Linked DNA regions of Mus musculus: region 1 is linked to region 2. A link is a contact called in ENCODE Hi-C or POLR2A ChIA-PET data. All regions are on one chromosome and are shown on one strand. The core of a region is the stretch at or near the end of the contact, and the rest is flanking DNA. Distances in the headings are between cores, read along the strand shown.

Region 1 (7,017 bases), core at 1,907-4,406, 97 kb after region 2:
CATTTCAACAATCAATCGCAAGTTCATGAGTTTTCTGCTTCTATTGGCTGATGAACTTCCAGGATCCAACAACCATTTCCTTGGGTTTCATGATTTGCTAGAATTCAAGGAAACATCATTCTAATTTTCTTTCATCTATATCTTTCTGACTATCCACCTACCTATCTTCTTTTTGGGAATCATGAATTCACAGAACTCAAGGAAACCATGGGTTTATGCTCACTGGATTATAATGGAAGGTATGCGCTATGGTTTGGATATTCCAAACTGTATATGGTGAACCCAAGTTCACCGTTAGATCTCTAATTAAAGACATGAAATAGAGTTGACAAAGATCATACCACGTTCTATGTCTGTAGTGCTTGCAAGGCACGTGGGGATCTGTATAAGTTAAGAAAGCCACTGTGGATGGAAAGAGCCAGCGAGGGCGGGGCCGAGAGGTCAGGAGGGCAGGCTTTTGCTGTGAGATGCAGGGTCATTGGGCAGTCTTCCATGAAGGTCTGACATGGTTGCAGTTGGCTCTATTAGCCTCTAGTTTGAAGACAGGCATCATGTAGGGGCTTGTGACTCAGTATAGCTGTAGTGATGTCTTCACCTGAGTGAGTTTGATTGGATGTGTTTGTCAGGTAGCTCATCCTTTCTCCTCTTCTTTTTTTTTTTTTTTTTAAAGATTTATTTATGCTGGGCATGGTGGTGCACGCCTTTAATTCCAGTACTTGGGAGGCAGAGGCAGGCAGATTTCTGAGTTCGAGGCCAGCCTGGTCTACAAAGTGAGTTCCAGGACAGCCAGGGCTACAGAGAAACCCTGTCTTGAAAAACAAAAATATAAATTAAAAAAAAGATTTATTTATTCATTTATTTTATACATATGAGTATACCACCATTACACTCTTCAGACACACCAGAAGACAGACACCATTACAGATGGTTGTGAGCCACCGTGTGGTTGCTGGGAATTGAAGTTGGGACCTCTGGAAGAGCAGTCGGTGCTCTTAACTGCTGAGCCATCTCTCCAACCCATCCTTTCTCTTCTTATTATGCTTCTCTATATTATCTGTGTGTCTCTCCTCTTCTACCTCTCTGTCATCTACATTTTTCTGACTATCTATGTAACTTCTTTGCTTGGATCTTAAATTCTTTAAAATTTTAAATTAATCTTAAGTATACTTTGATCATATTCTTTCCTCCCTTTCAGCTCATCCCAGAACCTCCCTGTCTTCTTACCCACCCAACTTCATGTCTCCCCCTTCTCAAAAACAAAACAAAACAAAAAAACAACAACAAAACAAACAAACAAACAAACAAACAAAAACCAAAATGAATATAGAAACACAAACTTAAAAAAAGAAAATTAATAAGACCAAAAAAAAAAAACCCCCAAATCAAACAAAACAAAAAGTATACACACACACACAAATCCCCAAATGAAACCTGGAGCTTGTGTGTGTCAACCATCTACTCCTAGAATGTGGCTGATATACCCAGTGAGACTCCATTGGAGAAAATGGATTTTCCCCTTCCAGCAGGCAGCAATTGCAAGTGGCTTCTTGGTCAGGGGTGGGACTTGGTGCTCACTCCCCCCACTGCCTTCAGTGCTGGGATTCTCTCTGGTTTGGGCTTCTGCAGGTGTTTTTCAAGTCGTTACAATCTCTGTGAGTGCGTAAGTGTTTCGAGTCCCGTTGTATCTGCCAGACACTGTCTCGGTGGAGTTATCCACTACCCCTGGCTTCCTTCTTCCACCATCCACCTCCTCTTCCACTTAGATCCCTGAGCCTTTAGGGGATAATTTAAAAAAGTCATCCCATTTAGGACTGAAAGCTCCAAAGTCTCTCTCTCCACACGGTCCAGTTGTGGGTCTCTGTGCTAGTTCCCCTCTACTGCAGGAAGCAGCTTCTCTGAGGAGGGCTGAGTGATGCTCTGATCTACAGGTATAGCAACAGTCTATTTGAAAGTTAAATAATTTAATAATAAAACAGGAGTCAGTATTGCTCTGTTCTCCACCTCTCTACCAGTTGCAGCCTATGCCAAGAGAGGAGCAACCCACCAGGAAGTCTCTCTCAGGAGATGTGTGATCTCTTGTGATCTCAGTGATCCAGCGAGGTGCACTGTTGAGTGATTGATCCTCCCAGAGGGAGCCATGTTAGCAATAATTGCAAGGCATATACTTTCCAGCTGTGGCCTCAGCAACAGGATGTATGTGTTTAAAGGAAAGACTCCAGGTAAAACACCCGGCTCTTTACCCTGAGTAGTGTGCACATCAGCACAGCAGTGTGGTCCTTCCTTCACAGGATTTCTGTTGTGTGAGGACCAATTTAAGTTCATACACAAAACACTTTGACTATATGATGCTTTGATAAAGGGTTGCTGCTTTATTAATATTTACTTGTAGGGGCTCCGTGTCTGGGCAACATCCAGTTCAGCTGGGTGGGTGGGTGTGCAGCAACACGCGTGGCGAGAGAGAGAGAGAGAGAGAGAGAGAGAGAGAGAGAGAGAGAGAGAGAGAGGAAGAGAGAGAGAGAGAGGAAGAGAGAGAGAGAGAGAGAGAGGAAGAGAGAGAGAGAGAGAGAGAGGAAGAGAGAGAGAGAGAGAGGAAGAGAGAGAGAGAGAGAGAGAGAGAGCGCCAGAGCCTGTAACTCCCCACTGGAAACGGGAGAGAATTTCGAGTTTGAGGCAGCCTGGGGTACGGAAAGACTTCTAGGCTAGTCTAGAACCTTTTTTTAAAAAAAAGAGTGTAGGAGGTCCCAGAGGTAAAGGCGAACAAGATTGGCGGAGGTGGTGGGCCTTTATGTAGAGATTTGAGAAAGCTGGGGATGGATTGGAGCTTCCCCTAAGCCCCTGCGCCCTCCCCACGATCCTTACTCTCTCCACCCCTAATTGTGCTAACCGTCCAGTGAGAGCCTTCTCCGGCCTCAGAGCTCCGGGCGCCCATCTCCTGGCTCGGAGCTGTGCGTAACCGGGCTCTTCTGGCGTGGGATAAAGTGGAGCGGGACCAGGTGTGGAAGGGCCGGCAGCGGTGATGGGAGTGGGCGAGAGCCGGGTTGCGGGGCGGGGCGAGCGGGGCGGGAGGCGGGGCCAGGAAAATTCGCGGCGGCCGTGGAAGGCTGGGCTGGCGGCCAAGAACCTTAAAAGGATGGGGCGGGCGGGGTGGGTGTGGCCGTTCGGGTGAGCGGAGCCCTGCACTGGGGCTCGTAGTCTCCCTCAGCCTCTCTCAGCCATGGGCGCCGTCTGGTCAGCCCTGCTGGTCGGCGGGGGTCTAGCTGGAGCGCTCATCCTGTGGCTGCTGCGGGGAGACTCTGGGGCCCCGGGGAAAGACGGGGTTGCGGAGCCGCCGCAGAAGGGCGCACCTCCTGGGGAGGCTGCGGCCCCGGGAGACGGTCCGGGTGGTGGTGGCAGTGGCGGCCTGAGCCCTGAACCTTCCGATCGGGAGCTGGTCTCCAAAGCAGGTATTCTTCCTCCCCTCGAGCTAGTTGTTTTGAAGTTCTCCGGGGAAGGGGAAACGAAAGGCACTTGGAGCCATGCGGGTGGGTTCTGGTGGACCACCTTCCCCGACCTCGGACTGAACCTTCTTCAGCCCTCATCGCGTTCTGGGGTTGTCCTGTCCTGGAGAGGCCACGCGGGTCCTCCAGAGGCCGCGCCCAGCTTCTGCCGCCTCAGCGGGCACAGGCTCCTCCGCCTGGCCGCACTTGGAGCAGTGTACGAGGATGGCTTGGGGGGGGGGGGGCATCTCACAACTCTTCAGTTCCTGCTGAAGCTGAGAGGGACATCTTCTGAGTCCCAGTCGCTGACATACCACACCCCTCCTTAGATCTGGGGCTTATGAACACTCACTTCCTACTATCTGGGCAGCTTTTTCAGGAAAGTAAAATTCAGCTTAGACTTAGGTCATGAAGGCCACTGTAGCTGAGGCTTTGTGCTGGCGTGTGAACAAGTGGTGGCCTACTAGGGAATCGAACTCTGATGAGAATTGTCACCTAAGTTTAAATCTACATTTTAGAGACCCTGCATCAGGCAATCAGTGTGCACTGGCACAAACCCTTACCTCCTGTGCCCTTTGCCCAGCTGCCTGGCAGAACTTATTTTTAGTGGTGGTCATTTGTAGCTACTACGTGAAAATCTTTCCCACGGCTGGGTTTTGATAAAAGGTTCTTCAGAAAATTAGGACTCCAGAGTAATATTTGCTGACATCTCACTTTGAAGGTCATCATTAAAAAGAGGCAAACATGTAGCGCAGAGTTCTCCTAACCCCTGCTGATTTATGGTTTTAGGGCGGTCAGGCTTCTAGGAGAGGTCGCCAGGAATGAAGCCAGGGTTTTAGAGAACTTGGATAGTATACTTTTAAGAATAGTTTTTATAACTGTATGTACTTATTAAGGAGGGTGGGTGGGATGGGAAAATCTTGTGCTTGTTGAAGACATTACTTTTCCCTCAAGCCCTCCCCACCCCCACCACACCCCCCCCCCCCAGCTCCACTCAGTCTTGTTCTCGGTTTTCTTCACACTGACTGCTATGCTTTCCAGTTAGCTGGAGCTGGCCCGTCTTGTATTCACTGCCAGGGAGTTCAGGTGTACTCTCAGGTGCAGGGTAGCCATGTAATCCTTTGTTCTATAGAAGCCACCAGCATGTGAGGCTGGGCCTTGTGCTAAGCTCCTGCCCCAACCCTTGGACAGCATTTTTTTTTCTTCTTTTCTTTAAATGACAGGAGCCAAGTGACTTAACTTTGGATACCTGCCAACATGGTCTGGACTGTGGGAGACTTTGCAACTTGCCACTTCATTCTCTCTCATGGTGTGTGCTGAGACTCCCCAAGTGTGCTTTTGATCGTTGGCTCTACATGTGTGCTCTTAGAGCAGTGTTGGGAATGTTCAAATAGGTACTTGCTTTTTTTAAAACAGAGCCTTGAACTGTACATAGAAATAAAGACAAGAGCAAAAGTTTTCTGCGTCTTCCTTTGTGAACCACCTAATGTTACTGCCCTTTCCTTTCTTAGAGCATCTTCGAGAAAGCAACGGACATTTGATTTCTGAGAGCAAAGATCTTGGTAACCTGCCGGAAGCACAGCGGCTGCAGAATGTTGGAGCAGACTGGGTCAATGCCAGAGAGTTTGTTCCTGTTGGGAAGATTCCAGACACACACTCCAGGGCCGACTCTGAAGCGGCAAGAAATCAAAGCCCAGGATCTCATGGAGGAGAATGGAGACTCCCCAAAGGACAAGAAACAGCTGTCAAAGTAGCTGGCAGTGTGGCCGCAAAGCTGCCCTCCAGCAGCCTGCTTGTGGACAGAGCTAAAGCAGTCAGTCAGGACCAGGCAGGCCACGAGGACTGGGAAGTGGTGTCTAGGCACTCATCTTGGGGGAGTGTTGGTTTGGGTGGCAGTCTTGAGGCTTCTAGGTTAAGTCTAAATCAGAGAATGGACGACAGCACAAACAGTCTTGTGGGAGGAAGAGGCTGGGAAGTAGATGGGAAAGTGGCATCTCTGAAACCTCAACAGGTCAGCATCCAGTTCCAGGTGCACTACACCACAAACACCGATGTGCAGTTCATTGCAGTGACTGGAGACCATGAGAGCCTTGGGAGATGGAACACATACATCCCACTCCACTACTGCAAAGACGGGCTCTGGTCTCATTCTGTCTTCCTGCCTGCAGACACAGTGGTGGAGTGGAAGTTCGTGTTGGTAGAGAATAAGGAAGTTACTCGTTGGGAAGAATGCAGCAATAGATTCCTGCAGACTGGCCATGAGGATAAAGTGGTTCATGGGTGGTGGGGGATTCACTGACTCAGTTTTCAGAGCATCCAAGAGGCTGCAGCAGAATGTGGACAAGGCTAAGGCTTTAGAGCGCACTGCATAGCTTAAAGTAAAGGCGGTGTGATTCCAATTGTAGCCATCAGGGCTCTTTCAGATTTGCTAGTGTGGCTTTTGTCCAAAATGTAGGAAGATGTATGCCTGCAGATAATGCTTCCTGTAAGCTGGCACTTGTCCCTTATTGTATTGACTGGTTTGTGCTGACACATCAGGACTTGAGGAATTGATCATCCTGGGTAGTTGCATCTTGGGTAGTACACCTGAGGTATGGACTACATATGGGCAAGGAGCAACTAAGCAACTGCACGGGTACAAGGTAGAGCGCCCTTAGCAGCTCTTAGACTAGAAAGACTACAATAAGCCCCATCAAACACAGCTAAAGCAACACTGTTTACATCATACGGAACTGTGACCAGTAAGGATCGGAGTGAAACTCTAGACTTCCTGTTAGTTTTTATTCCATTTTAACTGCTGAGGATAGGCGAGACATTAGCAAGTACGCCTTTGTCTTAGTGGCTGAAAGCCTATTCAGAGGTGGTCACCCAGGAAGCAGAGCATGAGGGATTGAGGTGTGAGATGCTGAGGTGGTTTGAAGGGCTCCTTGAGGACTGGGAGTAACAGGTCTGAGTCTGGTACATCCCTCCTTTACCCACAGTGCCCTGGTTGGACCATCTCTGCTCACTGCTCCACCTCATTCCTACATGGGGTCAACAAATGGGCTGCCCCAGAGGCATCTTTTCCATCTGTTAACTCTTCACTCTCCTTACATACCAGCGAGTGAAATTCTCTATAGGACCATACTGAAGAATGTCTTTGCGCTGAGAAGAAATAATTAAGCTTTAAGTTATAACTGAATAAATAAATACTGAGTTTTAATATCTTTATTCAATGTCTCATTTGTTTCAATTTTAGCACTTGAACCTAGGTATAAAGGAGCTATATTTTACATAAAGAGAAAAGCAAGCCTCAAGTTATAGCAGATACCATAGGGAGAGTCTTGTCCCTCCCTCAGGGAGTTTTAAATGCTTTTTTTTTTTTTTTTAGAAAGTCTTAAATATTTTTTAAAACTTTGCTTAGAAGGGACTTTTTGAGGCGGAGTTTCTTGTAGCACAGGCTAACCCCAAAATTCACTCTCGGCCTTGGTGTTTTCAGACAGGGTGGGCCAGACTGGCCTGCGACTCCCTAGATACCTAAGGACGACCATCAACAGCTGCT
Region 2 (7,072 bases), core at 4,514-7,013:
AAGAAAAGAAAAGAAAAGAAAAGAAAAGAAGTCCTCTTGCATGAAGGGGGTCTGTGCTCCTTAAAGACTGGGCCCCCTCCCATGCTAAGACATTAAAGACAATAGAATTATGGGGAGACCATGTGGCACGGGGTCAGGTGAGAGGTGGCCACAGTATTCATTATCCACACCAACAGTCTTCTGGATGGAGAGGCTGCTCACCCTTATACTAGCAAGCACACACACATACAATCGGGCAGGGCAAGGCAATCCTGGGAACTGAGATGGCATCAGCCATAAGGTGGGAAAACAGGTTCAGTATCAGGTGACCAAGCTCGCAAGCCTACTGCTCCCCTGGCCTTTCCATAAGCCACTTAGCATCCTGAGTCTGTTTCCTGAAAGTAGAATAACAAATAAGGTGATTTCTAACGTTTGGGGGAGGGGGGTGTTGTTTTGTTTTGTTTTAATCAAAAACCTTAGATGAAGAGTCTAAGTCTTCTTGGCTTTTGGCAGACACTCTGTCTTGTTTACTGTTGTAGTTGTAGCTCTAAACAGTCATGATCTCTCTCCTCCTTCCTGATCCGAAGGATTAAACATAGGACATTTACCACGGGCGATGAAGCATTCTACTACTGAGTCATAGCAGCATAGCCCCAGCTTGGTGTTTTGGAGACACAGCAAGCACTAATTTGTAACGTTGAATGGGAATAACTAGGGGAATAAGGTCAAGTTGCAAGAAAAAGTCTTGGAGATTACATAGTTGCTGGAGGTGCAGCTCAAACATAGCTTGTTCAGCATGTACAGGGACTCCAGGGTTTGCTTCCCAGAAAAGATTAAATCAGTATGTTCCTACAATATAGCAGGCACTGTGTTAGGTATCAAAGTGATGGGCTGGGCTATGGGTTATAAAGACAACCCTAAGGCTCCTCCTTCCAGGCGCTCCGTGGGTGCTTTGTGGGTTTATTTTTTGAGACACAGTGTCACTGGGCCAGGTTGGAACTCTCTATGTGGATGAGGATAATCCCAAACTCTGGTCTTCCTGCTTCCATCTCTCAGATTCTGGTTACATTGTACAAGCATCACACCACCTCACAGTGGGAAGCAGTCTGCTAGGCCTATCTGTGCAAATCTATCTTCAGAAAGCCTCCAAGGCATGCCGAAGGTGGTGTTGATGCCTTAGTACCGCCAGGAATGGTGTGTGTGTGTGTGTGTGTGTGTGTGTGTGTGAGAGAGAGAGAGAGAGAGAGAGAGAGCAATCGAGCTGAAGAGGAGCAAGGTGCATCCAACACCTCTGCAAATGAGAACCAAACCAAGGACAACATGGCTTTCCTAGGATGAGGCTTGTCATTAGTGGGAACCAGTATGCCTGGGTCCAGTAACAGCAGCTCCTTTGAAATTGTCCCGTCTTTTGCCCTCCCAGCCTCTGTAATCATTTGGTTGAAGGAACTCGTTGTTCTAGTTATTTTTTTGTCACTGTCATAAATCTCTGACCAAAAGCAAGACGGGCAAAGAATAGTTTTTTTGGCTTATGTTTCCACATCACAGTGCCTCACTGAGGGAAGCTGGAGGAAGAAAAGGCAGGAGCCTGGAGCAGAAACTGAAGCGGAGATCATGGGGAACATGCTGTTGATGCACTCCCTGGCCCCCTCAGCGAGCTGCCTTTCCTATACATCAAAGGCCAATCTGATGGAGACCCTGTCTATGCTGAGGGTCCTCTCTTCCCAGGAGACTCTAATTTGGCATCCATCTGCATGGTTAAGATGATGAACTGCTAGATATTTCTTTAGATTAGCAAGCAGCAGGAATCAAGATCCAAGATCCAGCCTGGGTGGTGGCCTGCATTTAATGCCAACACGTGGGAGGCCAAGGCGGATCTCTATGAGTTCCAGGCCATCCAGGGCTACAGAGTGAGACCCTGTCTCAAAAAAAAAAAAAAAAAAAAAAAAAAGAAAAGAAAAAAGAAAAAAAAAAGAAAAAGAAAAAGAAAAAGAAAAAGAAAAAGAAAAAAAAAAAGAGAAAAATCCAAGATCTATCATCATGAAGTTCTGCCTTCTAAGACCCTGCCCAGCTGTAGCCTCGATTTCCCTTCTATACCTCACATCTCCCATAAATAACCCCAAGGCAGACAGTTGGGAAGCTAGCCCTGCTAATATCTTCAAGGCTGACTTTGAATAAACTTGATTACTTCCTACCAATGCTTGTGTCTAAATTTTGGTCATGGCAAGTAGCAGGCAGCTGAGACATTTGGTTCCAAAAACCACTCCGGCCACTATACTTACCTGCCAAAATAAAAGTGTCGCTTCAGCCCACTTTGTCAATCTAGAGCTGTGTTTTCTTTCTTCCTTTCTGTTATTGTTTTTGACGTGTGCATATGGGTGATGTGGCTATATGTGTGACTACATGTGCACGTGTCCACATGCATGTGGACTCCAGAGGTCAATGCTGAGTGTCAACCACATCTCATTTATTTGCTTGTTTATTTATTTGAGATAGGGTCTTTCGCTGACTCTAGAACTCGCCATTGGCAGGCTTGCTGGCCAGAGGTCCCAGAGATCCTCCTGTCTCTGCCTCCAGAGTGCTGGGGTCACGCGTGCATGCTGCCTCATCCAGCTTCTTATGCAGGTTCAGGGGATCTAATCTCAGGTCCCTGGGCTTGTGTGGCAAGCACTTTATTTTACTAAATTATCTCTGGGATCAATTTGCATAGCAATTATCTTACCAAACTTCCCCGAAATTGGCCGAACCTGAGCTTCAGAACGTTAACCTTCCCCCCCCCCACCCATTTTTGATGTTACACAAGTTGAGGCACGGACAATCTTCAGAGGAAAACAGTGAGAACTGGCAGTATTGGCGTAGATTATATCACAATGTGGATCATATTAAAGTCAACCTATGAATGAACTACCCCATAGAACTACTACTGGCTACTACTGGAAATAATGATGGATGTCACAAACTGATCACCCAGTCCTGTGTGCCGTCGTAAGTGTGAAGTTTATGCTTAGCCCACAGATACAGGTTTTATGGATCCTGAAGCTTCTGTGATTTGAAGGGGCCTTTGTAGGAGGGAAAACTTGGGCATAAAATTAAACACAGGGCTTTGGAAAGGCTTGTGTGAGCATGAGACCCAAAGCTTAAAGCCCAGGAGCTTCATAGAAACACAACTGAGTGGCTAAGATGGCGGATCACACTTCCCATTCCCACTTTCACAAGAAAAGAAATCGGGGCTTAGAGAAGTTAAGTAACTTGCTCAAAGTTGAAGCTGCAGAGTGGTATATTTAGGATCTGAACACAAGATGTCTGATTCCTGCTCTCAGACTCACTGGCTTCTAATAAAAACAAAGTGGCGATCATATCATTAAACACTGACAATAGCCCAGGAGGGAAAGCATACTCTTTTCCTTGGAAAAAGATGATAGAACCAGGTGTCATGGTACATGCTTGTGATCAATCCTAGCACCTGGGAGTCTGAGACAAGAGCTGTGTGTTCAAGGACCAGCCTGGGCTACATAATGACACTCTATCTCAAAAGGAAAACGAAAAGATCCCACAAGTAGTCCCGGGCTTCTCATCAGGAGCATGGAGCCAACATTCATTCCCTGCCCTTCTCATCTGTAAAGTCCTCTTGGTCTTTCTCTCTGTTTGGGATGACCCTACTGGTTTCCGAGGAAAGTGCACACTGGTAGCCTCAGGTTCACTTACAGCATCCCCATTCCATCTGCTGAAATGAATCTATTTCCTTCCTATCAGACATCCCGTGGTGCACCCGCTCTGCAGCTCAGGCCCGGCAGTTCTGTAAGTCTGGTGTTGTGCTATAACTTATCAGTCAGTTTCTTCCCAGGAAGAAAAGCACTTGTGGCCAACAGAAACTCAGGTCCTGGGACGCTACTTCCCAGATAGATACCCCTCCCTGAATAAAAACGAATTCACAAGAATCGGTGTTTATGGCTGAGGTGCTAGGAGAAACCTTTATCTTACCAGATCCCCCCGCCCCAAAAACACCCAGACACATGCACACACACACACACACACACACACACACACTCACACACACAAGTGGATCCACAAATCATATTCTGACTGTTGTATTCCTTACTCACGCTACCAAAGCAAGAGTTTAAAGGGCTTGTTTTTCTCCTTGAACACACACAATCAGGGCAACAATGGTCTTTGAGAAGCTCACACAGTAGGCTTGGTCTTCTCTTGGCAATGCCATCTCATTAAGGCTTGAATAAGGCTTTGCCTTGACACTTAAAAAAAAAATCTTTAATTGCCAGACTCCAAGTAACTGGTTACTACTGCGAATCTCTATTTAGGGACATCATCTATTGGCATTTGGAATAAGGCAACTAATTTTATTAATCTGGAATACAGTGACTCCAAGCAGACTCTCAAGCCTAAGCTTTTGTACCTGGGAGACAGCAACAGAGATCAGCGAGACATTATGCATAAGAATGATGCTAATGAGAAAGGCTACCCCAGTGACTCATTTGTTTAGCTCTTTATTTTTAAAGGAAAAGGTGACCCTAGTAACTCTCTCCAGTTCCTCTTTCCACCGTGCCTGGTGAATGTGGGTGAAAGGGTAAAAGAAAAAAGTGACCAGGGTGGCCCCAGGATGGAGAAGTCTTCCACATGACCAGTTTTCAGGCCCCATCAAACACCCTGGGAGACAGGTCCAAATTCGTTAATTACCCAAGTAATGGCTGATGAGCACAAGTATGAAACAGAGACAGGGCTGTCTGCGAGACACAGAGCCGCTAAGCACTAACTGCAATGGATAAAATGTCACCCATTCCTAAAGCCTAGACTGTTTGCCATCTGCTCTGCCCTGCCCTGCCCTGCCCTGCCCTGCCCTACCCTACCCTACCCTGTCCAGCCCAGGAAGGAGAACACAATAGACCTCTCACCCACTTCTCATCCCCAGGCTCACTCCGTTTCAAAGGCTGCGCGGGCAAGCCTACAAAGCCAGCCTCTTCTGCGGTGCTTTTACGCATTTCTATTTCTTTGTCAAGTGCGAGGGAAACAGGGCTCAACATAGACCGGGTGCGTAGAGGGGTGTGGAGAATTGCTAAGGATAGAACGGAAACGCAAGGCTTTTCTACAAAGTCGAGATCTGTAGACTTACAGGTTATTTAAAAGGAAGAGTCACCTCAAGTCTCCACATCCTGCCAACCCGGGGAGGCAAACAAGAGCTGTGTTCTGCAGGCTCGGCGCCAACGCAACTCTCCCCACACAGGGTCCGCAATGGGAGGGTGGCCTAGAAAGACACCACACACACACACACACACACACACACACACACACACTAGCCTGCCTCACCTTCTCGATCGTCTGGTCTACCGCCTTCTGAAAGACTCGAGCCACTAGCAGCGTGACGCTGGTCACCAGCAGCAGCAGAGACAGCGTCCCCGCCGTGTAGAAGCAGCATCTGCCCATACTGCGCGCAGCTCACCGGCCAGGCCTGGGACCGAACGGCGAGCTGGAACAAGCCTCCGCCAAGGCCGAGCAGCAGCCGCCCAAAGCCCGGGGCCCCTGCGGCTCCCGCACCTTCTCCGTGCGTGTTCAGCCGCTGCCCGCGCAGTGCGCACAGCCCTGGAGTAGATACCGGAATGAGCAGCAGAGCCGGTGCGATCGCGAGTGCCGGGGCCGCCTGGCTTTCGTTTTCTCCGGCTGCTGCAGCCAGGGAGGTGCAGGGAGCGCGCAGAGCGGTGACGCGGGCTGGTGGGGCTCGCCAGCAAGCCGCGGCGGCGGTGATGGTGACGGCTGGCGACTGCGCCGGGAAGCGGGAGGGGCCGGGCGGAGGCCTTCAGTCATGTGCCCTGCAGCGGCCCCTGCGATTCGGCGGGGTTGCGCCTGCATCCTCTCCCTGCAGGCGGCGCGGTCATCCAGGGAACTGAAATCGCCCTTCCCCATTCGCTCTGCCGCTTTCTTTCTCCTTCAGATCTCTGCTGAGGGCCCACGGTGGGCCAAGCATGGGGAACCCCGGCTGGACGCGCGGTTTCCCTTACTCCAGAGGATCTCCCGAGTTCCTTGGAAGATTTAAGTACAATGTAACTAATGCTTTTACAAGGTGCCTGCTGACTTGTGCCTGATTTGTACCTGCAGAGCCTTGTTGGGTTGAACTGGGTCTTCAGGAATAAGTCAGAGTGTGTCCTCAAGAAAGTGAGGAGGAGGCGTTTGCCTCCGCAGACTGAAGGCAAGGGAGTTAACTGTTGAGTAGTCTAGGCCTTATGCTGTAGGGTTTGTGGTGCCAAGCCCTCGGAGATCAGATTTTGAAAGGCTCTGTGTCCTGATAAAGGGCGTTAACAGAGAAGCAAGTCAAGTAGAGCAGGTGTTTGTTGTCTATTTTGTCATCATCAGTTGAATAAGGGTTAGTTCCGTGACTGGCACACACATACAGACACACAAACACGCGGCAGCCCTATTATGAAGCAGAAAGAAGTGCTGTACAGGTTGTAAGAGGAACTGGAGTTGGGATGTGGGGGGTGGGGTGTGATTTCGTTAATGGGAAAAGGCAAGTAGGGAAGCTGGGTGCAAAGTAATACCTACAAGTTCAGCAAAGCCGTGGGGAGAGAGTAGTCCTTGAGGCAAACTGGCATGTCCCCAAATTCTGACATATCTCAGATGTAGACCTGCCTTAAATATCCCTGTTGTGCTTAATCAGCGGACTGGGAGCAACCTTGAGAAGTTAGTCTTTACCAGCTTGGGATAGATTTCAGTCGTGTTCAACAGCTGAGAGGCTCATCAGTCACTAATGCCATCTGCAGGGGAAGATCTGAACTGACATTTTCTTGGCCAGGCCAGTGTCCTTATCATTAAGGAGTCAGCCCACCAGGATGGAAAACACTCAAATAATCGTGACACTGGAGGCAGCCTGTACCATAGAGGGAGACCTTGTCTCAAAAGAGGAAAGAAAACAAGCAAAATAGAAGCACACAAAAGAAGCTCTGTCTTAAAATTGAAAAAATAGATAAAGGAAAAAACCCAGCAGAGTAAAATAAAATCTAAAAGAAAATGGGGGGGGGGAGGTATGTGCAATGAAAAAAATGAATTTAGATGAAAGTTACACTGTTGCTGGTGTACTACATAGTTA

The links. A loop is a pair of places that touch in the nucleus more often than their neighbours do. ChIA-PET counts read pairs that join two places held with the same protein, here RNA polymerase II (POLR2A).
Region 1: a map of left cerebral cortex shows a loop between it and region 2 (4-fold over the local background). The contact joins the promoter of Stbd1 here to the promoter of Scarb2 in region 2. A Hi-C loop is called at or near these places in 6 of 37 maps with a recorded cell type or tissue (adrenal gland, gastrocnemius, heart and 1 more). POLR2A ChIA-PET finds 5 or more read pairs at or near these places in 1 of 5 experiments (Patski).

Annotation. Positions count from the first base shown.
Region 1 is chr5:92,599,895-92,606,911 of GRCm38, forward strand. It overlaps Stbd1 (starch binding domain 1), which reads left to right and starts at 3,157. Exons shown (of 2, transcript NM_175096.3): 1 at 3,157-3,443; 2 at 4,988-6,685. The coding sequence starts at 3,215. The coding sequence ends at 5,775.
Region 2 is chr5:92,499,894-92,506,965 of GRCm38, forward strand. It overlaps Scarb2 (scavenger receptor class B, member 2), which reads right to left and starts at 5,764. Exons shown (of 12, transcript NM_007644.4): 1 at 5,299-5,764. The coding sequence starts at 5,415.